Regions from separate parts of the Homo sapiens genome. Here region 2 is linked to region 1. Evidence: read pairs that join two places in POLR2A ChIA-PET (ENCODE). Cell type or tissue: HepG2. All regions are shown on one strand. Links, peaks and the distances in the headings refer to the core of each region. The heading gives the core; the rest is flanking DNA. Region 1 has its middle 44 kb from the start of SPOCK2. Region 2 overlaps CHST3 (carbohydrate sulfotransferase 3).

Region 1 (10,820 bases), core at 3,841-6,340:
GAAAGAACTTTCCAATGATTAGTCCATCACTCAGCTGGGAGATGTGAGCTCTCCCTCCCTTGAGGCTTTAGAGCAGAGGCCTGTTTGCGGGATGTTGTAGAAGGGCAAGGGTTTCCTGGGGATTGCATGTTGGTTTTCTAGGGCTGTCATGAGAAATGACCATACACTGGGTGGTTTAAAACAACACAAATTTATTCTTCCACAGTTCTGGCAGCCAAAAGTTCAAACTCAAGGTGTCAGTGGGGTTGGCTCCTTCTTGAAGTTCTTGGGGAGGATCTGTGCCAGGCCTGTCCCCAGCTTCTGTGTTTGCCAGCCATCCTTGCATTCCTGGACCTGCAGATGCCTCACTCTAGGCTGTCTCCATTTCCATATGGCCTTCTCCTCTGTGCCTGTCTATCTTCCTCGTCTTCCTCATTCTTCTTCTTCTCCTCTTTCTCCTTATCCTTCTTCTTGTCCTCCTTCTTCTTCTTTTTCTTTCTTCTTCTTTTTTTTTTTTTTTTTTTTGAGACAGGGTCTCATTCTGTGGCCCAGGCTGGAGTGCAGCGGTATGATCATAGCTCACTGTAACCTCAAATTCCTGGGCTCAAGTGACCCTCCTGCCTCAACCTCCTGAGCAGCTAGGACTACAGGTGTGAGCCACCAAGCCTGGTTAATTTTTAAAAATTTCTGTAGAGACTGGGTCTTGCTATGCTGCCCAAGCTCATCCCAAACTCCTGGCCTCAAGCAATCCTCCTTCCTCGGCCTCCCAAAGCATTGGGATAACAGATGTGAGCCACTGCACCCAGCTGGTATTCTCCCTCTTCCTATAGAGACATAAATTGTTGGATTTAGGGCCCACCCCAAATCCAGTATGATTTTATCTTCAGGTGATTTACTAATTACATCTGTAAAGATCTTATTTCTAAAATAAGGTCACATTCCAAGGTTCCTGGCGGACACAAATATTTGGGACTTATTATTCCGCCCACTACAGGGATTGTGTGCTGGAGAAACTGAACATAAACCACAGAGGCCAGACGGGTAACTGGAGAGTGCGGGTCTCTGCCTGTCATTGTCAGACTTGGCTTTCCAAAGAAGCCAGAAATCTGGATTTGTACGTAAAATATCTAGATTTTTAAATGCTGGTAACATATTAAGAACCTGGTCCCTATATTCATGCTTTATAGATAGCACATCTATAGGTCGCATTCAGCCTGTAGAGCAACCAGTTTGTGACCTCTAGTGGAAGCTCTAAAACTTGGCTTCTGTGAGCTCAGAAAGACAGCACGGACCTATGCACTTCTGCCAGTAGCCACCAGAGGGCGTGCTAGGCATTGCGTCAGAAAACGCCTCTGGCAACCAGGCCCAGGAGGTGGCCAGGGAAATCCAACGGAGGTTTTTCAAGTCAGGGAGTGGATGGGATCGGGGGAGGTCTGGGATTAGGCTAATGACCAAAATTCATTCTATTTAACATTTACTCTTCCATAATTGTCTCTTAATCTTTTATGACTGGTACCCCTTGTCCACTAAAGATACCTGCTCCCTTGGCAGACAAAACAAGTTCAAAAACAGCAAAAGAATACTACAGGGAAAAGAAAGGAACAGCCAACAATAACCATTTGAAGACTTTTCTTGATTATGAATCAATCAATTAACTTAAGAAAATTGACACATGGCTGGGTGCGGTGGCTGACGCTTGTAATCCCGGCACTTTGAGGGCCGAGGTGGGCAGATCACTTGAGGTCAGGAGTTTGAGATCAGCCATGGCTAACATGGTGAAACCCCATCTCTGCTAAAAATTCAAAAATTAGCCGGGCATGGTGGCATGCGCCTGTAATCCCAGCTACTCGGGAGGCTGAGGCAGGAGAGTCGCTTGAACCTGGGAGGTGGAGGTTGCAGTGAGCTGAGATTGCACCACTGCACTCTAGCCTGGGTGACAGAGCAAGACTTCGTCTCAGAAAACAAACAGATAAACAAACAAACAAACACCCCTCATGTACCCACCCCTAGCTTCAACAATTAGCAACTCATGACAAATCTTGGTCCCTCTATGTACTTTTTGTTTCTTTGCTGGAATATTTTAAAGCAAATCCCAGGCATTGTATAACTGTATCCCAAAATACTTTAGATAGACACATTGTTTTATTTGTTCTTTTATTGTTGCTGTTGTTCTTTGTTTTCCACCAGAGAACTAACTCACAGCTAACTCTCATCCAACATGGGCGGATGAGAGCCCCTCTTAACTCGTCTCAGCCTCAGCTGTCTTAGGGGTGGGAGCAAACACCTTTTCCATAATTTCCATCTGTAGGTCCACTTTTCTGTTTTCCACCTTTTAAGAAATTTTTTAATGGAGATGGAGGTCTCACTATGTTGCCCAGGTTGATCTTGAACTTGTGGGCTCAAGTGATCCTCCTGCCTCAGCCTCCTAAAGTGCTGGGATAACACGTGTGAGTCACAGTGCTCGGCCTCTACTCATTTTTCAAAAATCAGATAGTATGGGTAAAACTCAGTGGTGTATTTTATTTTATTTTATTATTTTTGTTTATTTATTTTTTGAGATGGAGTCTCACTCTGTCACCCAGGCTGGAGTGCAGTGATGTGATCTCGGCTCACTGCAACCTCCACCTCCCATGTTCAAATGATCCTCTGCCTCAGCCTCCCGAGTAGCTGGGATTACAGGTGTGTGCCACCACGCCTGGGTAAGTTTTGTATTTTTAGTAGAGACGGAGTTTCACCATGTTGACCAGGCTCGCCTCGAACTCCTGACCTCAGGTGATCCACCCGCCTTGGCATCCCAAAGTGATGGGATTACAGGCATGAGTCACTGCGCCCAGCCTCAACAGTGTATTTAAATAATTGCCCAAACTCAGCCTTGCTGACAGACAAAGATGGCCACTGCCAAAGCTCATTTCTTGGCCGACACTTGGGCCTATCACAGCTCAAAGTGTTTGTGGGTTAACTGAGGCCTATGATGGCTGAATTTGGTGTAGATAAAAGGTAGTCTTAGGGTGTCAATGTCAAATGTTCAAAGGCCAAAGGTTTCGGGACTTGCATTTGCCTCAGTTTGTTCTTACCTGCTCTGGATATTGGTGATGGCTCTGTGTGGAAGATTATATTTTCCAAAGATGGTTGCAACATCCCTCAATCTACATGATGTTGAGTGACCTTGACACTCCTTCCATGGAGAGGTCTGTGTCCTGCATCTTTGAATCTGTTGGGCCTGTTGCTTGCTCATAGCCAATAGAAAGCAATGGAAGTAACACGGATGACTTCCAATCCTAGCCTATAGTATGTGATGCAGCTTCTGCTTGGTCAGTTAGAATACTTGGGCTTGGAGGCCCGAGCTGCCATATAAGTAGACTAGCCATCCTGAAGCTGCCATGCTGTTAGGAAGCACAAGCTGTCACACATGAAGAGACCACATGGAGAGGCCCTGAGACTATATGAAGAGAGACACTCGGCCATCCCTAGCTGTTCCAGTCTTGAGCCATTCCAACACCAGCCTCCATCTGACTACAACTTTATGAGATCCTTCCTGAGCCAGAACCACCCAACTGAGCCCATCCTGATTTCCTGGACCTCAGAAACTATGAGAGATAATAAAAGGATTGCTGTTGTGAACTTTAGTTCACTAAGTTCTGGGGTGATTTGTGACTCAGCAATAGATATTTGGAACACTTTTGAATATGTTCTGTAGATTTTCCTCTGAGGTTGGTGGAAAAGCCCTCCTAGGCTTGGGTGGAGTGAACAGCTTTCTGTATATTCTGATTTCAGTAACCTCCAAATATTCTTCTACTTGTGCCAGACAGTCGACAACTCTTGGCTGACTCTTTGCGATGTTGCTACCTGTCCTTCTTATGAAGAAGCGAACAGCGAGTGTCTGACCCCATCTCACTCTATCCTATTTTGAAGAAATGAGTCAGCCCCTTTCCTGAATGGGGCCAGCCGAGGGAGGCTGCCAGGTGTTCCCCTGGACAGATGGATTGTCTGATATTTGCAGATGCCTCAGCCCCTCATCGAGGCTTCCCTGCACCCTGTCCTCACACTCTATGAGCCAGCCTCCTTCCCAGTTGCCCTGCCTCTCCAGAGAACTCTCTACCCTCTTTAATGCCAAAAGCAGTCACTTATTTTCTCCTATGAACACTGGGAAATAGTAACTGACCACATTTTTGGTTTTGCTTTGGTTGCTTGAAGATGTATGGCCACAGTTGTGGCTTACCATGATAAGGGCATAGATCACGCTGGTAGAAGAATGATGAAAAAATACACAATTCTAATACTCAGAGATAAGGACACTTTGAAGTTTGTGGTACAGCCTCCCAGACTACACACATACGTAAAAGTGGGATTTTACAATACATAGAGTTTATACTGTGACTCTTGACTTCTTGGAGGCCATAGTCATTTCAAGAAGGTCATGAGACTTCTAGCTCCCTTTGAGGAAAAATCCTCTTAGGCCTATACATACAAACTTGCCATTAGGTTCTATAAATACATAAGTAGTAAATTAATTAGGTTCTATACCTATAACTTCAGTATTAATCACTGCATAATAAATATTATGAATTGAATTGTGTGGCTATATTGTAATTTATTTAATCAATTCCCTATCATTGAACATTTACATGGCTTCTGATGTTCCTCTGTTTTAAACTATACTCAAAATCTCGACCTGGTGTGGTGGCGTGCACCTATAGTCTCTACTAAGGAGGCTGAGGCAGGGAGACTGCTTGAGCCCAGGAGTTTGAGGCTGCAGTGAGCTAGGATCCCACCACGGCACTCCAGCCTGAGCAACAGAGTGAAACCCTGTCTCTTAAAAAAAAAAAAAAAAGTCATTCTGAGCATTTCATCCGAGTCTTCATTTACACTGGTTGCATCTGATGTGTCCTTGTAGCTGCTTTAGATCTTCTCTGGAACAAGGCAGGGCATGTTTAAATACATGCAGTGTTTTAAAAATGAGAAATACACCTTGGAACTGTCCCTAGCTGTGGCCCCAGGCGGATCCCGGTCCTGCCTCACCCACAGCTCCAGGAGGCCTGCGGAAGCAGGACTGGGCCCTGTTTCCAGGCAGCACGCGTCAGTGGTGCCTGTGATACATGCTGCCTGGCCAGAGAAGCAGTGACTTATGTTGTGGGTTGAGGAAGAACAGGGGCTGTGTGTTCATTCCTGGATTCAGGACCTCGCAGAGCTGGGTGGGGAGGGGGCTGGGAACGTGGCAGAGGCTGGCTGTCGGTCCTGTTTACCTCCTGGATGAGCAGGAGGGGGAAGCAGCTGGCTTCCAAGGGCCAGGGTGCACCAGCCGGCTGGTTCATGTGTCCACAAAGGCGGCCCTTCAGCAGCGGGCAGGGACTGTGTCCTCGTGCCTGCCAGCAGTGTCTGGAGGCTGCCCGTGGAGGTGGGTAGGGCCCAACACAAACAGCCACCAGAGAAAGGGGCCTTTATGGCCAGTGGAGGACGGCTGCTGGACTGCAGGGAGGATGCCAGCACCGTGCGGCCAGGGAAGTGGCCAGCAGGTGCTGCTCCAGGCCGTCCTGGCATGGTTGCACCAGGGCATTTGGGAAGAGGCTGTGTGCAGTGCTATGGGTCAGGGGCTTGTCTGCACTTCCTTCCTTCCTCCCTCCTTCCTTCCTTCTTGCCCTCCTTTCTTTCCTGTCTGTCTCCCTTTCATTTTTTTGTGGGGGGTGGTTCTTTCATCATTTTTCTTTCTTTCTTTTCTTTCTTTTTTTCTTTTCTTTTTTTTTTTTTTGAGACAGAGTCTCGCTCTGTTGCCCAAGCTGGAGTGCAGTGGCAAGATCTTGGCTCACTGCAACCTCCACCTCCCAGGTTCAAGCGATTATCCTGCCTCGGCCTCCTGAGTAGCTGGGATTACAGGCACCTGTCACCATGCCCAGCTAATTTTTGTATTTTTAGTAGAGATGGGGTTTCACCATATTGGCCAGTCTGATCTCAAACTCCTGACCTCAGGTGATTCACCTGCCTTGGCCCCCAAAGTGCTGGGATTACTGGCGTGAGCCACTGCATCGGGCCATGAGCTTCTTTTCAAATGGTGACTGGGCTGCTGATTTTCCTGTTGTCAATTTCCATTGTACATGCCTCTGGGGAACCCTCGTGGAGTAGGGGAGCTTGGTCCTGTTCACTTTCTTGCTGGGTGACACTTTCTTGCACTGATTGTCCATTTCTTCAGGGCTCAAGGATTGACAGTGTCACCTTTCAGGGTTGTTGTAAGGTAGTATCAGCTCGCAAAGCGCCATTGCCCTCAATCATCCTGACCACCTTTGCCTTTCATAGGCCCTGCCTCATCTAATTAGAGCACCCTCGTGAGATAGGGATGGCCGTTTCATCTATATTGCAGATAAGAAAACAGACCCAGAGAGGTTAAGCTGCTTGCCCAAAGTCACCCAGCAAGTAGACAGCACAGCCAGGATCCAAACCCAAGTGTGAGTTCTGAACTCAGCTCCTAACCACAGCGGAACCTCCCCCTCGGCGCCCCGTGTCACCTCTGCACGGATGCTCCCCTGCCTCTATCAGCCCCAGGAAAGCCCCTCTTCTCCTCCTTTCCCCAGAGACCCTTTCTCACCCAGCCTATCTCTCTCCCTTCCCTGCCAGCCCTGCAGGAGAGTGAGGACAGTAGGCTCCTGCCTGCCAGAGCTCACCCCAAACAGCTTCCTTACTGTTCAGCCAAGGAAACTGAGGCCCAGAGAGGGCTAAGGACTCATCCCAATCACACAGCAAATTGGCAACAGAGAACCAGAGCCCAGGCCTCCTGACCCCTTCCTCATTAGAACATTCTTTGCATTCCCCGTAGAGTTCATTGGGAACTGCTGAGGAATCTGTACCAGTTTGACCTGAATATGAAGGCATGTTACTTTCCACCCAAACACTGCTATCAGCTGGGGAAAGCCAAATGCCCCAATTTCTACCCCTTGGAGATATCTTGAGAAGATTCTCTGTTTTTCTGCTGACATAGTTTTCTGAATGAGTCCTGTCTAATTTAAAGTGCTGGTCTTGTTCCTGATTGGGCATTGCTTCTGCACGCCCTAGTGGGGGTCAGAGCTGAACCCTCACGGTGAGGGGTCTCTGACACTGAGGGGGCTCCTTCCATCTTTGTTTTGCTTGTTGCTGGGGACAGGAGCAGACTCGGGATGCAGGGGACACTCATGGGTTGTGGGTGGCTGAACTCTGATGTCCCAGCTGCTGGGGCCCTGCAGCTATGGGGGTCTCTTTGTAGATGGGCTGCATGGCCTGCATGGGCAGTGCCCAACTTCATGGCAGCCCCCCTGTGCTGAGGACCCTCAGAGAGGGGCCCTGGGTCCTGCCCGCAGTCACACCTTTACCCCTTCTGCAGCTCAGGCCCCTGGTTCCTCCCCCATCCTCACCCCCACCCACAGGGTTCCTTCACAGGGACGCCTTTCCTGCTTCCAAGGGCTGTGGGGGCCTGGGGCACCCCACATTTGCTTCTCAGGCCTCCTGCCCAGGCTGCTTCCCAGGTATGTGGCCTGTGCTATCGCCCAGGCCCTGTGCTTAGAAGGGCTTGGCGTTTGGTTTAACACTCTGCTGTCGTCTTGAAATTCCTCATAGTCTTTGAGGAGTGTTGGTAAGTTATCTTATAGAATGTCATTCAATTTGGATTTGTCTGATGATTTTCTCCTGGTTAGACTGGAGTTATGGGTTTTGTTTTGTTTTTTAGACAGAGTCTCCCTCTGTCACCCAGGGTGTAGTGCAGTAGCACGATCTTGGCTCACTGCAACCTCTGCCTCTCCAGTTCAAGAGCTTCTCCTGCCTCAGCCTCCCGAGTAGCTGGGACTACAGGCATGCACCATCATGCCTGGCTAATTTTTTGTATTGTAGTAGAGATGGGGTTTCACCATGTTGGCCAGGCTTGTCCTGAACTCCTGAGCTCAGGAAATCTGCCCGCTTCAGCCTCCCAAAGTGCTAGGATTATAGGTGTGAGCCACTGTGCCCACTGAGTTATGGGGTTTTGGGAGGACCCCAGAGGTAAAGTGCTCTTCCCCTCACATCATACCAAAGGCACATGGTACAAACATGGCCTCACCACTGACGTTAACCTTGCTCAGGAATCCTTGAACTAGAGCCCTGCATTTTTATCTTGTGTGGGGCCCTGCCTTTATCCCATGCATCCGTGAACACCTACTGGTGCAGCTTGCCCTCCTGTCATCCTGTCCTGTGAGCAAGTGAACTACGATGATAGTTCTGGGCCTCGTGCAGAGGGACCAGGCACCCCTTGCAAGCCAGGCCCTGTGCTGGGTGTTGGAGGCAGTGGGGGAAGCCAGACAAAGCTGAGCTCCATGGATTTCACAAGTTTGTGGATCCAGGACGATGAGGCAGAAATAAAGCATGTGAAAATAGTCACCAGCACCCAGCAGGCTGGGCTGCTCTACCCAGGCAGGTCAGGAAGGCCCTCCTGAGAAGGTGACTCGAAACTGAGAACTAAATTAGAACCACTGTTAATCCAGCAGTCCCACTACTGAGCATCGACCCAAAGGAAAAGAAGTCATTGTATCAAAAAGATACCTGCATTTGTATGTTTATAGCAGCACTATTTACAATAACAAAGATATGGAATCAACCTCAGTGTCCATCAATGGTTGATTGGATAAAGAAAATATGGTATATATGCTCATAAAATACTATGCAGGCATAAAAAAGAGTGAAATCATGTCTTTTACAGCAGCATGGATAGAACCAAAGGCCATTATCTTTTTTTTTTTTTCTTCCTGAGATGGAGTCTCTCTCTGTCACCCAGGCTGGAGTGCAGTGGCGTGATCTCAGCTCACTGCAACCTCCGCCTCCTGGGCTCAAGTGATTCTCCTGCCTCAGCCTCCCATGTAGCTGGGATTACAGGTGCCCACCACCACACCCAGCTAAATTTTGTATTTTTACTAGAGACAGGATTTCACCCTGTTGGCCAGGCTGGTCTCGAACTCCTGACCTCAGGTGATCCATCTACCTTGGCCTCCCAAAGTGCTGGAATGATAGGTGTGAGCCACTGCGCCTGGTCAAAGGCCATTATCTTAAGTGAATCAACTCAGAAAAAAAGTCAAATACCGCATATTCTCACTTGTAAGTGGGAGCTAAAAAAAAGGAGTGCACATGGACCCACAGAGGGGAATGAAGGACACTGCAGACTCGGGAGGGTGGGAGAGAGTGAGGGGTGAGGCATTACTCAATGGGTACAATGTAAACTATTCAGGAGATGGTTGCACTAAAACCCCAGACTTCACCTTATGCATGGAACAAAACTGCACCTGTACCTCTTATATTTATACAATTTTTTTTTAAAGAGAGAAACTAAGGCCTGAAGTATGAGGGAGCAGCAAGTGTTCCAGGCGAAGGGGACACCTTCATTACCCTGCCTGGGTGGTGAGAGATGTCATGGGGTCATCTCCAGCCCCAGCTGTCCAGCCTTGGGTCAGATAGGCATCTCCCGAGATGGGGGCCTGGCCCTCCCCAAGGCCCCTGGGTGCACCTTGCTGCAGGTGCCATCTCCACAGCTGCCAGTCATCCCTTGGCAGGAAAGTGTGGGCGGTTGGCCTGCTCCTCCTGGTTTTCCATCCTCTCTGTCCTCCTAGTCTTTCCTGGCCTCCTCACCGCCACCCCGCCCTGTAATTTCCCTGTCTGCCATGGGAGCTTATTTGGGACATACCCAGGAATGGTTTCACATAAGGCAAGAACAGGGTTCTCAGTGCTCACCCTGAGTCAGGGCGGCCACCCATCCACCACCACCACTTCCCTGCAGAGGCCTGTGCCATGGAGGTGTGGCTGGCAGAGCCCTGACCCTACGGCGGGGGGCTCGGACCTTGTCCTGGCATGCTTCAGCTCACTGGGTGACCCTGGGTACATCACTGACCCTCTCTGGACTTTTCCAAACTAACTCCACACAGTTCAACTGAGGAGAACTTAGAATCCCATGAGAATCTCAGGTGGCGAGAAGCCCGGCATCATCCCAGGGCACAGAGGGGGAAACTGAGGCTGTACCACAACACGTGAGACATCAGAGATGGCATCAGGGGTGCAGGCACTCAGTCCGGCGTCACGGTTCAGAAGCTTTCCAGTGTGGGGACAGGAAGCCAGGCCTAGACAGTGGAAGACTTGTCCCTGTTCTAGTCCCATCTCTGACCCCCACTGGCCGTGAGGCCTGGCCACACAAGACCCTCAGAACCTAGGTTTCTCCATCTGTAAAACGGCGTTAAAGCTTTTTTTCTCCCAGGGTTGCTGTGAAGTTAAAATGCAATAAGCAATGTTAAAGGGTCTTGTAGGGAGCATCTCCTGGGTAAGAGTCCTCACTCTCTACAGGACGAGGCCCCAGTCTCAGCCCTGCCCAAGCCTCTGAGAATACAAACCTCATGCGACTCAGGGACAGCTCAGAGGCACAGCTGTGGAAGACACCTCCTCCTGGGTGGCCGGGAGGAAGTCGAGAGGGGCGCTGTGACAGGGACGTACCTTCTTCAAAGGCTACTATGGGACAGTGGCTGACTACAGATAGGGAAGCCTTGAAACCTCAGCTCCCTTCTCTATAAATACAGATGCACATATTAGCAATTTACCAAGTGAGAAGCTGCTTGGCTTACTATTTGACTGCTTTTTATCTGCGAGGGCGGCATGAGGCAGATGTGCGCGCCTCCATTTTGCAGATGAGGACTGAGTGACAGAGGAGCCCAGTGCCAAGCTTGAGCCCCAACCTGCCATTCTCCAGGCGGGGATGGATGGGCTCCAGAGACTGGGTGGGACCAGGGAGGTCTGAAAGCCTGGGGACAGGGTCTAGCCTCCAACTCTGAAAAATCACATTAGGTCACCAGGGGACAGGGTGCTCTGAGGAGACA
Region 2 (10,820 bases), core at 4,818-7,317, 58 kb after region 1:
TGGGAGTGGTGGCTCACACCTGTAATCCCCACACTTTGGGGGGCCGGGGCAGGTGGATCACCTGAGATCAGGAGTTCAAGACCAGCCTGGCCAACATGGTGAAACCCTGCCTCTACTAAAAATACAAAAAATTAGCCAAGCGTGGTGGCGGACGCCTGTAATCCCACCTACTCTGGAGGCTGAGGCAGTAGAATTGCTTGAATCTGGGAGGTGGAGGTTGCAGTGAGCCGAGATCGTGCCACTGCACTCCAGCCTGGGCAACAAAAGTGAAACTCCATCTCAAAAAAAAAAAAAAAAAAAGAATATTCCATAAACTTAGTTGATAAAGCAGCAGCAGAGTTAGAAAGAATTGACTCTAATTTTGAAAGAAGTGCTACTGTGAATCAAACAGCATTGCATGCTACAGAGAAATCCGTCATGAAAAGAAGAGTCAATTGATGCAGCAAACTTTATTGTTGTGTTATTTTAAGAAATTGTGGCTGGGTGCAGTGGCTCACACCTGTAATCCCATCACTTTGGGAGGCCCAAGCGGGCCCAGGAACTCCTTGAGCCCAGGAGTTCGAGACCAGCCTGGGAAACATAGTGAGACTGTGTCTCTGCAAATAATAAAAACATAGGCTGGGTGTGGTGACATGCACTTGTGGTTCCAACTACTCGGAAGGCTGAGGTCGGGGCATTGCCAAGGTGATCAGGGCTGCTGCAAGCCATGATTGTGGCATTGCACTCCAGCCTGGGCAACAGAGCAAGACCCTGTCTCAAAACACAAAAAACAAAAACAAAAAAAATAAAAAGAAAGAAAGAAATTGCCATAGCCACCCTACTCTTCAGCAGTTAGTCAGCAGCCATCAACATTGAGGCAAGACCCTCTCCAGCAAAAAGACTACAAGTCGCTTGCTAAAGTCTCAGATGATTGTTAGCATTTTTTTCAGCAAATAAAGTATTTTTAAGTTATGTACTTTTTTTAGACATACTACTGTACACTTAATAGACTACAGTATAGTATAAAAGTAACTTTTTTTTTTTCAGACAGAGTTTTGCTCTTGTTGCCCAGGCTGGAGTGCAATGGCATGTATCTCGGCTCACTGCAACCTCTGCCGCCCGGGTTCCAGCGATTCTCCTGCCTCAGCCTCCCGAGTAGCTGGGATTACAGGTGCCTGCCACCATGCCTGGCTAATTTTTTGTATATTTAGTAGTGACGGGGTTTCACCATGTTGGCCAGGGTGGTCTCGAACTCCTGACCTCAGGTGATCCGCCTGACTTGGCCTCCCAAAGTGCTGGTATTACAGGTGCGAGCCACTGCACCCGGCCGTGTAAATGTAAATTTTATATGCACTGGGAAACAAAAAAATTTGTGTGATTTGCTTTATTGTGATATTAATTTTGTTGCAGTGGTCTGGAACTGAACCTGCAATACCTCTGAGGTATGCCTGTAACAGCCAAAATATAGAATGTCTTAGGGCTTCCCCACAAAAGGTTTTGGGGTTTTGGGAAAATTTGGGGAAGGCCACTGGAGTGTGTCTGGAGTGAACATAATCCCCTATGAATATTTCAGCAGAAAAAGGCGGAGGGCAACTGCCCAAAGAAAGCACAGACGTGCAGGGCAGAACGACAGTCTACATGACGCCATTTTTCATATATTTAATTAGCGAAGAACAAAACGCCCTGGAATATACTGTGTGGGTGAATTTCTGGGGAACCGACTGGCAGAGACGTGAGGCTCATCGAGTGGCCAGGGGCTCCTCCACATTGCCCAGACTCTTTTGCAGTCAGGCTGAGGCCATATGACTGGTTCTGACAGGTAGGATGTGGGTGAAAGTGATGTAAGCCACTTTGCTTAAAATTTTCCCACACATTCATCCAGGCCTCTCTCCCCTGGCTGTGGCAACAGTGGAGGCCACATGTTCCAACTGGCTTAGTTCACAATGGAAGCAGCCTGGATCCCTGGGATGCTGCTTAGAGAGCCACCCCATCTGCATCAGATGTGACGCAAGAGAAAAAACAAGCCTTTGCTGTGTTAAATACTAAGATTTGGGGGACTAATTGTTCCTACAGCATAGCCCGTCCCGTCCTAATACATAATGTTCATGGGAGTGTCCTTTCTGAAGGATGATTTGGCCAAACCATCACAAGTTTTAAATATGCATACTCTTAGCTATGGGCTGAATGTTTGTGCCCCTCTAAAATTTTTGTGTTGTAATCGAATCCCAGTGTGCTGGCATTAACAGGTAGGGCCTTTGGGAGGTGACTAGGTCACCAGTGTGGAGCCCTCATGAATGGGATTAGTGTTCTTTTTAGAGGCTGGGCATGGTGGCTCATGCCTGTAATTCCAGCACTTTGGGAGGCCGAGGCAGGTGGATCACCTGAGGGCGGGAGTTTGAGACCAGCCTGACCAATATGGACAAACCCCATCTCTAATAAAAATACAAAATTAGCTGGGCATGGAGGCGTATGCCTGTAATCTCAGCTACTCAGGAGGCTGAGGCAGGAGAATTGCTTGAACGTGGGAGGTGGAGGTTGCGGTGAGCCAAGATCACACCATTGCACTCCAGCCTGGGCAACAAGAGCAAAACTCCGTGTCAAAAAAAAAAAGAAAAATTATTAGAGCCCTAAGGGAGCTTGTCTGCTCCTTCCACCAGGTAAGGACGCCACAGGTAGGTGCCATCTTGGAAGCAGAGAGCAGCCCTCCCCAAATCAAATCTGCTGGCTCCTTGATTTTGGACTTCCCAGCCTCCAGAACCATGAGCAATAAATTTCTGCTACTTGTAAGTTTCTCAGTGTATGGTATTTGTTATAGCAGCCCCAAAGGACTGCTATAACACTCTTCGACCCAGGAATTCCACTTCTAGGAACTAATCTTGCTGATATATTTGCATGGATACAACAAGGACATATACAACAATAAATCGATTATAATTACAAAAGGCTAACCATGACATTAATGCATGTTAATAGGCAAAACCAAAACCAAAACAAAAAACAGCAACTTGTTAGCTCAATGTTAGGTACATTTATCAGTGCAATACTCTGTAATGATTAAAAAGAAAGAGGAAGTTCTGGAGGGCTGACATAAAATGCTGTTCAAGACATGAGTGATAAAAGCAAGGGCAAGAGTATGCGTGGCATGCTACCAACTGCCTACAAACTGGACTGGATCCATGCAAATGCTGGATATCTTTGGAGATGGAAAGAAGAGATTGACAAGAGTGGTTGAGGGAACTGGGGAATGGGTGGGAACTGTCACTGACTTTTAACTTCTACTTTCTTCTATTGTTTAAATTTGTTACCATGTTACTAAAATATCAATATAAGAGAAAGTTATAAAAATAATGGAAATAAAAAGCATATGGAGTTGTGTCCCAATCCATCATCCTACACACAGTTAGCGCTTAATATTTACTTGAATAACCAAGTCCATCTAAGCAGCTTTGTGATGAACCTAACCCAGAACAAGCAAGAGGGATCCTGACAAAAATGGTGACTGTATCAGGTTTCCAACTTTTTTTTTTCTTTTTGAGGACGGGTCTTGCTCCACTGCCTAGGCTGGAATACGGTGGTGTGATCATGGCTCACTGCAGCCTCAACCTCCTGGACTCAAGTGATCCTCCTGCTTCAGCCTCCCAAATAGCTGGGATCACAGGCATGTGCCACCACACCTCGCTATTTTTAAAAAAAGCTTTTTGGAGAGTCAGGGTCTTTCCCTGTTGTCCAGGCTTGTCTCGAACTCCTGGGCTCAAGCTGAGGCTGGCAAATTATTTTCTCCTTCCTTCCTTCCTTTCTTTTTCTTTCTTTCTTTCTGTCAGACAGAGCCTTGCTCTGTCGCCCAGGCTGGAATGCAGTGGCGCAATCTCAGCTCACTGCAACCTCCACCTCCTAAGTTCAAGAGATTCTCCTGCCTCAGCCTCCTGAGTAGATGGGATTACAGGTGAGTGCCAGCATGCCCGGCTAATTTTTACATTTTTGTAGAGATGGGGTTTCACCATTTTGGTCAGGCTGGTCTCGAATTCCTGACCTCAAGTGATCCACCTGCCTCGGACTCCCAAAGTGCTGGGATTACAGGTGTGAGCCACCACACCCGGCCTGGCAAATCATTTTCATCTCATGAGTAAAAGCTAATAGGTTGGTAATTGGCAGCCTGGAGCACTTTGATGAGAAGAATCCTGAGATCAGGCTTGTTTTCTGTGGGAAAGAACATGGCAGTTGAGTAGTGATGTCTGCTGTGTGTATAGATAGGGTGTATTAGGCTGTTTTTGCACTGCTATAAAGAAATACCTGAGACTGGGTAATTTATAAAGAAAAGCAGTTTAATTGGCTCTTGGTTCTGCAGGATGTACAAGAAGCATGGTGCTGGCATCTGCTTGGCTTCTGGTGAAGCCTCAGGGAGCTTTCAATCATGGCGGAAAGCAAAGCAGGAGCAGGCACTTCAAATGGCAAAAGCAGGAATGAGAGATAGAGAATGGGGAGGTGCCACACACTTTTAAATGACCTGATCTGGCAAGAACTCACTATGAGGAAGACAGCACCAAGCCATGAGGGATCCACCCCCATGACTCAAACACCTCCCACCAGGCCCCACTTCCAGCATTGGGGATTACAATTCAACATGAGATTTGGGTGCGGACAAATATCCCAACTATATCACAGGGGAAGGGCTGGCACATGTGCCATGTACTTATTACCCCTACTTTAGGAGGAGGTGGCTAAGGAAGCCTAGGAATCTTCTGGGCCCTGGAGTCCTTTTTCTTCCCTCATCCCTCATGTGCCCTATTTTTTCCCATTTTGGTCATGCTCATTATTACAAAACGCTGTGCTCATTTGTGGGGTTTGGAGCTTTTGTCAGTTTTATCAATCATCAACCTTTTGACCAGAAATGTGTGCATGTACGTATACATGCAATGGGTGCATCATACGTGCACATGCTCGGGAGAAGCCCATGGAAGCTGTGAGGGGACCATGGGCTAGCCTTCAATGGCTACACAATGGCCACAGCTTCCCATTTTGTTCTGCACCTCTGGAAAGACGGCTCCATTACAGGATTTCTGAGATAACCGGGTAGAGAAAAACTCTCCATGCATAAGTCTAGGATCCCTAATTCTTGCTCTATCCTCCTTCCTGACCTTCTAAGGAGGCTTTCTGATCCTGGAGAATGATCAAGTAAGGGACAGGACAGAGAGGAGAATTTCTTCTGCTCCCTGTTTTCTTCCAACCCTACTTCTATTTCCTCTGTCTTTTTTTTTTTTTTTTTTTGAGACAGTCTCACTCTTGTTACCCAGGGTGGAGTGCAGTGGCACAATCTTGGCTCAACGCAACCTCCGCCTCCCGGGTTCAAGCCATTCTCCTGCCTCAGCCTCCCGAGTAGTTGGGATTACAGTTAGGCACCACCACGCCCAGCTAATTTTTTTGTATTTTTAGTACAGACAGGGTTTCACCATGCGGACCAGGCTGGTCTTGAACTCCTGACCTCAAGTGATCTGCCCGCCTCAGCCTCCCAAAGTGCTGGGATTACAGATGTGAGTCACTGCGTCGGTCTCCTCTGTTTCTATACAGTGGCAACAGAATTTGAATCCTCTGGAGCTTCCTCAAACTCCCACTTAATGGTCCCATTGACAGCAGGAAGGGGTTTTATTCCTGTGATGAAAGGAGGAACTCCAGCCTCTTTTCTTCTTATTCTTTTTTTTTTTCCTGCTCCCGCCCTGACTTCAACCTCTTGTGTTCTGTCCAACATCTCTGCACTAGATCTGTAGGAGAAGCAGCGGTTAGGGAGAGAGGGGCCACAGGGGTCTTGGGCAGCAGGAGGCTTGGTCCGCATGTGTCTGCTGCTATCCTCTGACTGATCTATGGCCACAGAGGAGCCCATCTACACTCGGTCTGCCAGTGGAAACAGAGGTCAATTGTCTAACTGCTCTGAGCGTTGGACAGATGGCCCTGAACTCGGACAGACTTGGAGTGGGTCCCAGCTCTCCCACTTACTCTCTGCTGACGTTGGGTGAGGAATTTAACTTCTCTGAGCTTAGGCTGGCCCCACAGGGTTGTTGTGAGCATCAAGGAAGCTGTGTGAGCTCCGAAAATTGGGAAGATTGCACACAGGCTGGGCATTATTGCTGGTCTGAACAAATGTCAGCCAGAGCCCGTCTATGCCAATGGCACTGTTGGTTGGTATTTCTTGGGTACATCTCTCCCCATGCTGGGCTGCAGGGGAGGGACACTGGCTGATCCACTTCGGGTTTATCTTATAGAACCAGCCCCAGGCGATCTCTGCCTGCTGCAACTATTCCTATCGGTCAAGGGCCCACCTTTCCAGCATTACTTACAGGGACACTCACCTAACATGTCAGGCCTCGGGCCTGGGCACACCTGGACATGGCCATGGCCAAACGGTTTCTCAGCTAAGAGGGCAAGTCAATTTCCACCCCGGGCCAAAGCTGACAGATGGGAAGGGGCTGCCTGGAGCGCCGTATTTGAAAATACGAGTGCTGCGATTGCTCTGTGACATCTATCATGGGTGGAGGATGGCACAGCTATTGTGAATCTGCTGCGGCTGTTTTAGAGGACTGGTTTTCAACTCTGACAGCATAAGAATCATCCAGAGAAGTTTACAAATCACTGAGGCCTGGGTGCCACCTCCAGATTCAGATTGCATTGGTGTGGCCTGGGCATCAAGATTACTTAAAGCTCCTTAGGTGATTCTAACCTAGAATCAGCAAAGATGGAGAGCCACTACTTTTAGAGCACCCAACTTCACTACCCTGGCGCTCTTACAGACAGCGGGAGCTGCTGCCTGCACACACACTAGCTATCAGCAAGGCCAGAGTGGCAGCGGCCTGCTGAATCTCTTGCTAACCAGGGAGGGATGCCAGGAGAACAGGTCTGTGTCCCTTGTTTTACCTACTTAGTAAAAAAAAACAACACTGATACACATACAATAACTTGGATGAATTTCCAGGGAACTGTGCTGAGTGAAAACAGCCAATCACAAAAGGTTACACACTGCATAATTCCATTTATAGAACATTCCTGAAATGACAAAACTGTAAGAATGGAGAACAGACTAGTATTGCCAAGGGTCAAGGAAGGGGTGGGGGCAGGAGGGAAGTGAGTGTAGTTATAAAAGGGCACCACAGGGGATTCTGTATGAAGTCAACATTCTGATTGTGACATTAGGCTAGGCTTTCACAGAATGTTACCATAGGGGGAAGTGGGTAACAGATTCATGAGACCTCTCTGTACAATTTATTAAAATTGCGTGTGAATCTACTGTTATGTCAAAATGAAACTGTGTAATGAAAAGGAAAAAAAAGAAAAGAAAACTAGCTCCCACAACAGGAGGCAGGGTTTCAAGAGATCTTTGCAAGTTGGAAGTAGAGGTGGGGCAGTAAGATTGAGCAGAAATGGCCTTTCTAGGGCAGAGGAGTGAACTAGTTGGGTTCAAACTGGACCTCAACTGGAGTTTGGCTTTTTGCAGAACCATGAGAAAGTGACCTTCCTGGGATCTATTCATGTGTAGTGATAAGCGTGGGGACTTTCTGAGGGAAAGGCTAAATGAGGATGCTACTCCTCATGGCAGGGGGAGAAAAACAGGGGACAGGATCCTGGAGGGAATAGCATGATATGTGATCCCCCATCAGCTGGACAACATGGTGTGGGTTCTGGTAAGGAGGGGAGCTGGGACTAGCGGCTGCAGGCAGTGAGTCCCATGAGACCATGCAAGGCTTGGTGCCCAAGCAGTGCTGCTACAGGGCCCAAAAAGCTCTGCGCAACCTCAGCGGGTCAGGGGGTCGGCCAAGCATGGCCTTGGGGCGAAGGAGACTGGGGCAACCACGCCAGCTGCGCAGCACAGGCACTCTGGCTGGGAGGCTTGGGACATCTGGGTTATCTTTGAACGGCTCACTGGACTTTGCAAGGGGCAGAGCAAGCTTCAGGCTGCTCTATGGCAATTCTGCGGCAGGAAGGAGGAGAAGAAAGATTTGAAGAACTAAGATGGAAATTTGTAAGAGTGCAAGCTTTTGGGAAAGTACCTAAAGAATCTCTGAGTGACAAAAGCTCACATGAAACAAGTATATTCATTTGCTGAGGACTTGCTCTGGGCCAAGCATGGAACCAGGCACTAGGAACAGGAAGGAAAAGACACAGCCCCTGCCCTAGAGGAGCTGAATAGTAACAGAAGTTAACACAGTGAACAAGGAATTGTTCCAAGTACTTCATGTACATAAATGTACTTAATCTTTGGAAGAACCCTGGATAATGCTTATGGATAATAGTCACCATCCCCATCAAAGGCAAGGGGATGAGAAAACTTACCCTGAGTTAAAGGCAGAGCTGGGATCGGAACACAGGAAGCCTGGCTCCACAGTCCACAAATTCAACCACTATGCTCTGTGTCTGAGCAAGCTGATTTAGCCAGAAGGGAGCAGCTGTACAGCAGTGGACAGATCAGAGTCCTAGTCAGGAACTGATCTTTCAGGACCTGTCACCAACTTGTGGTGTGGCTTTGTGTTAAAGGTGGAGGGTGTCCAGGTTCTTGGTGTCTTGAACACAGAGTTAGACAAAACGCACAAAGCAAGGAAGGGATGAAGGGATTTACTGAGAAAGTGCGCTCCACAGCGTGGGGCGGCCCGAGCACAGGAGCTCAAAAGGCCGTCAGCCGAGCATGGTGGCTCACGCCTGTAATCTCAGCACTTTGGGAGGCTGAGGCGGGCAGATCACTTGAGGTCAGGAGTTCGAACCCAGCCTGGACAACATGATGAAACCCCGTCTCTACTAAAAATACAATAATTAGCTGGGTGCGGTGGCGCATGCCTGTAATCCCAGCTACTCGAGAGGCTGAGGCAGGAGAATTGCTTGAACCTGGGAGGCGGAGGCTGTAGTGAGCTGAGATTGCGCCACTGCGCTCCAGCCTGGGTGACAGAGTGAGACTGTGTCTCAAAACAAACAAACAAACAAAAGGCCCGTTACAGAATTTTGGGGAGTTTAAATACCCTCTAGAGGATTCCATTTGTTATTTTGGGTACGCCCTATGTAAATGGAGAGGATGAAGTAAAGTTACAAAGTCATTTACAGAGCACGAGCTATGGAGAGGGTATTTCCTGTTATAGCTGAAGTGTGATTGGCCTTACATTCCCTGCCTCTAGACCCTATTTTCCTGCCTCATCTGGAAAACTCTCTGTATTTGTTTGTATTTCATACTTTTACTCTAAAAAATATGCATGGTCTTGGGCAGGCGCAGTGGCTCACGCCTGTAATCCCAGCACTTTGGGAGGCCGAGGCAGGTGAATCACTTGAGTTCAGGAGTTCCAGACCAGCCTGAACAACATGGTGAAACCCCGTCTCTACTGAAAATACAAAAAATAGCCAGGCATCGTGGCATGTGCTTATAATCCCAGCCACCCAGGAGGCTGAGGCAAGAGAACTGTTTGAACCCGGGAGGCAGAGGTTGCAGTGAGCCAAGATTGAGCCACTGCACTCTAGCCTGGGCAACAGAACAAGACTCCTTTTCAAAAAAAAAGGCATGGTCCCAAATGCATGGTTCTAGGAGAATCTTGGAAGAAACATTTTGGAGGCACCAGGGCCACTGCTGGCTTCCTGGGAAACAGGAGCTCACTGGCCGTCCCAGATAAATGGCTGTCACTGGCTGTGGGTGACAAGGAGTAGAATGATGATTCTGGTCCCAATCCTGAGGTTCTCAATGGGAGCTGGGTTGCTGCATTATGTCAGATCTCAAAGACTGAGCAGGCCTGCGGGTCTGAGGCATCATCAAGAAATATGGCAGAGGAGACCAGACAGTGCCCTGTGGGCTCCATTCCTCCAAAATCAAGTCCAAACTCTTCCACCTGGGGACAACCTGGCCCACCCTATCTTTCCAACTGGTCTCCACCCCTCCCCTTCCTGGGGCCTCCCCCTGGCCAAACAAGCCTCACCAGCAGCACAGGACACACAGACAGAAGATGACAGAGCTGAGATTGAACCCATGTCTGTCTGACTGCCAAGAGGGGGCAGTGTGGTGAGGTGTGGTGGGCAGTGAAGAAGGGGTCGGACAACCTGGTTCTTCCAGCTCGGTAGCCCACTAGCTGGGTGAGCCCAGGTGACTGCCTGGCCCCCGTACTTCATCTGTAAAGCAGGGTTAATGACAGCCCCGTATCTGTTTCCTACTGCTGTTGTAACACATTGCCACAAACTTAGTACCTTCAAATAACACTTACTTTCTTTCCTTTTTTTTTGAGACAGGGTCATGCTCTGTTGCCCAGGCTGAGTGCAGTGGCATGATCATGGCCCACTGCAGCCTCAATCTCTCGGGTTCAAGAGATTCTCCCACCTCAGCTTCTGAATAGCCGGGGCAGATGCGTGCAACCACACTCAGCTAATTTTTTTATTTTTGTAGAGACAGGGGTTTCATCAGGTTGCCCAGGCTGGTCTCAAACTCCTGGCCTCAAGAGATCCTCCCGTTGCAGCCTCCCAAAGTGCTGTAATTATAGGCATAAGCCACCGTGCCCAGCTGGAACAACACACTGATTATCGTACAGTTCTGAATGTCAGAAGTGTGAGGTCAGTTTCACTGACTTAACATGAAGGTGCCAAAAGGCCTGGGTTCCTTCTGGAGAGTCTGCAGCCTTGCCTTTCCCAGCTTCTGGAGGCTATCTGCTTTCCATGGCTCATGCCCCCTTCCTCCATCTGCAAACCAGCAATGGCTGATAGTTTTTTTCACCATGCATTATTCTGACACTCCTCTTCTGTAGTCAAATCTTCTGCCTCCCTCTTATAAGGACACTTGTGATTATATTTAGGGCTCTCCTGGATAATCCAGGATAATCTCTCAACTCAAAATCCTT

The links. ChIA-PET counts read pairs that join two places held together with the same protein. Peaks named below come from ENCODE experiments on the same cell type or tissue, not always from the same donor. Only the 100,000 strongest peaks of a DNase experiment are listed, where the experiment ranks them.
Region 2: POLR2A ChIA-PET joins it to region 1 with 12 read pairs; 7 of 35 experiments call an interaction of 5 or more read pairs at or near these places.

Annotation. Positions count from the first base shown.
Region 1 is chr10:72,039,173-72,049,992 of GRCh38, reverse strand. No RefSeq gene overlaps it. Among named protein-coding and RNA genes, the nearest start is that of SPOCK2, 44 kb to the left of the region's middle. In HepG2, for the core only: a CTCF peak has its summit at 5,488 (motif pointing right); a DNase peak (open chromatin) is centred at 5,362.
Region 2 is chr10:71,982,139-71,992,958 of GRCh38, reverse strand. All of the region lies in intron 1 of CHST3 (carbohydrate sulfotransferase 3), which reads right to left. Among named protein-coding and RNA genes, the nearest start is that of CHST3, 23 kb to the right of the region's middle. RefSeq lists a silencer at 1,167-1,340 and enhancers at 7,812-7,881, 7,942-7,991. In HepG2, for the core only: no CTCF peak of the experiment used is centred there; DNase peaks (open chromatin) are centred at 5,587 and 5,928.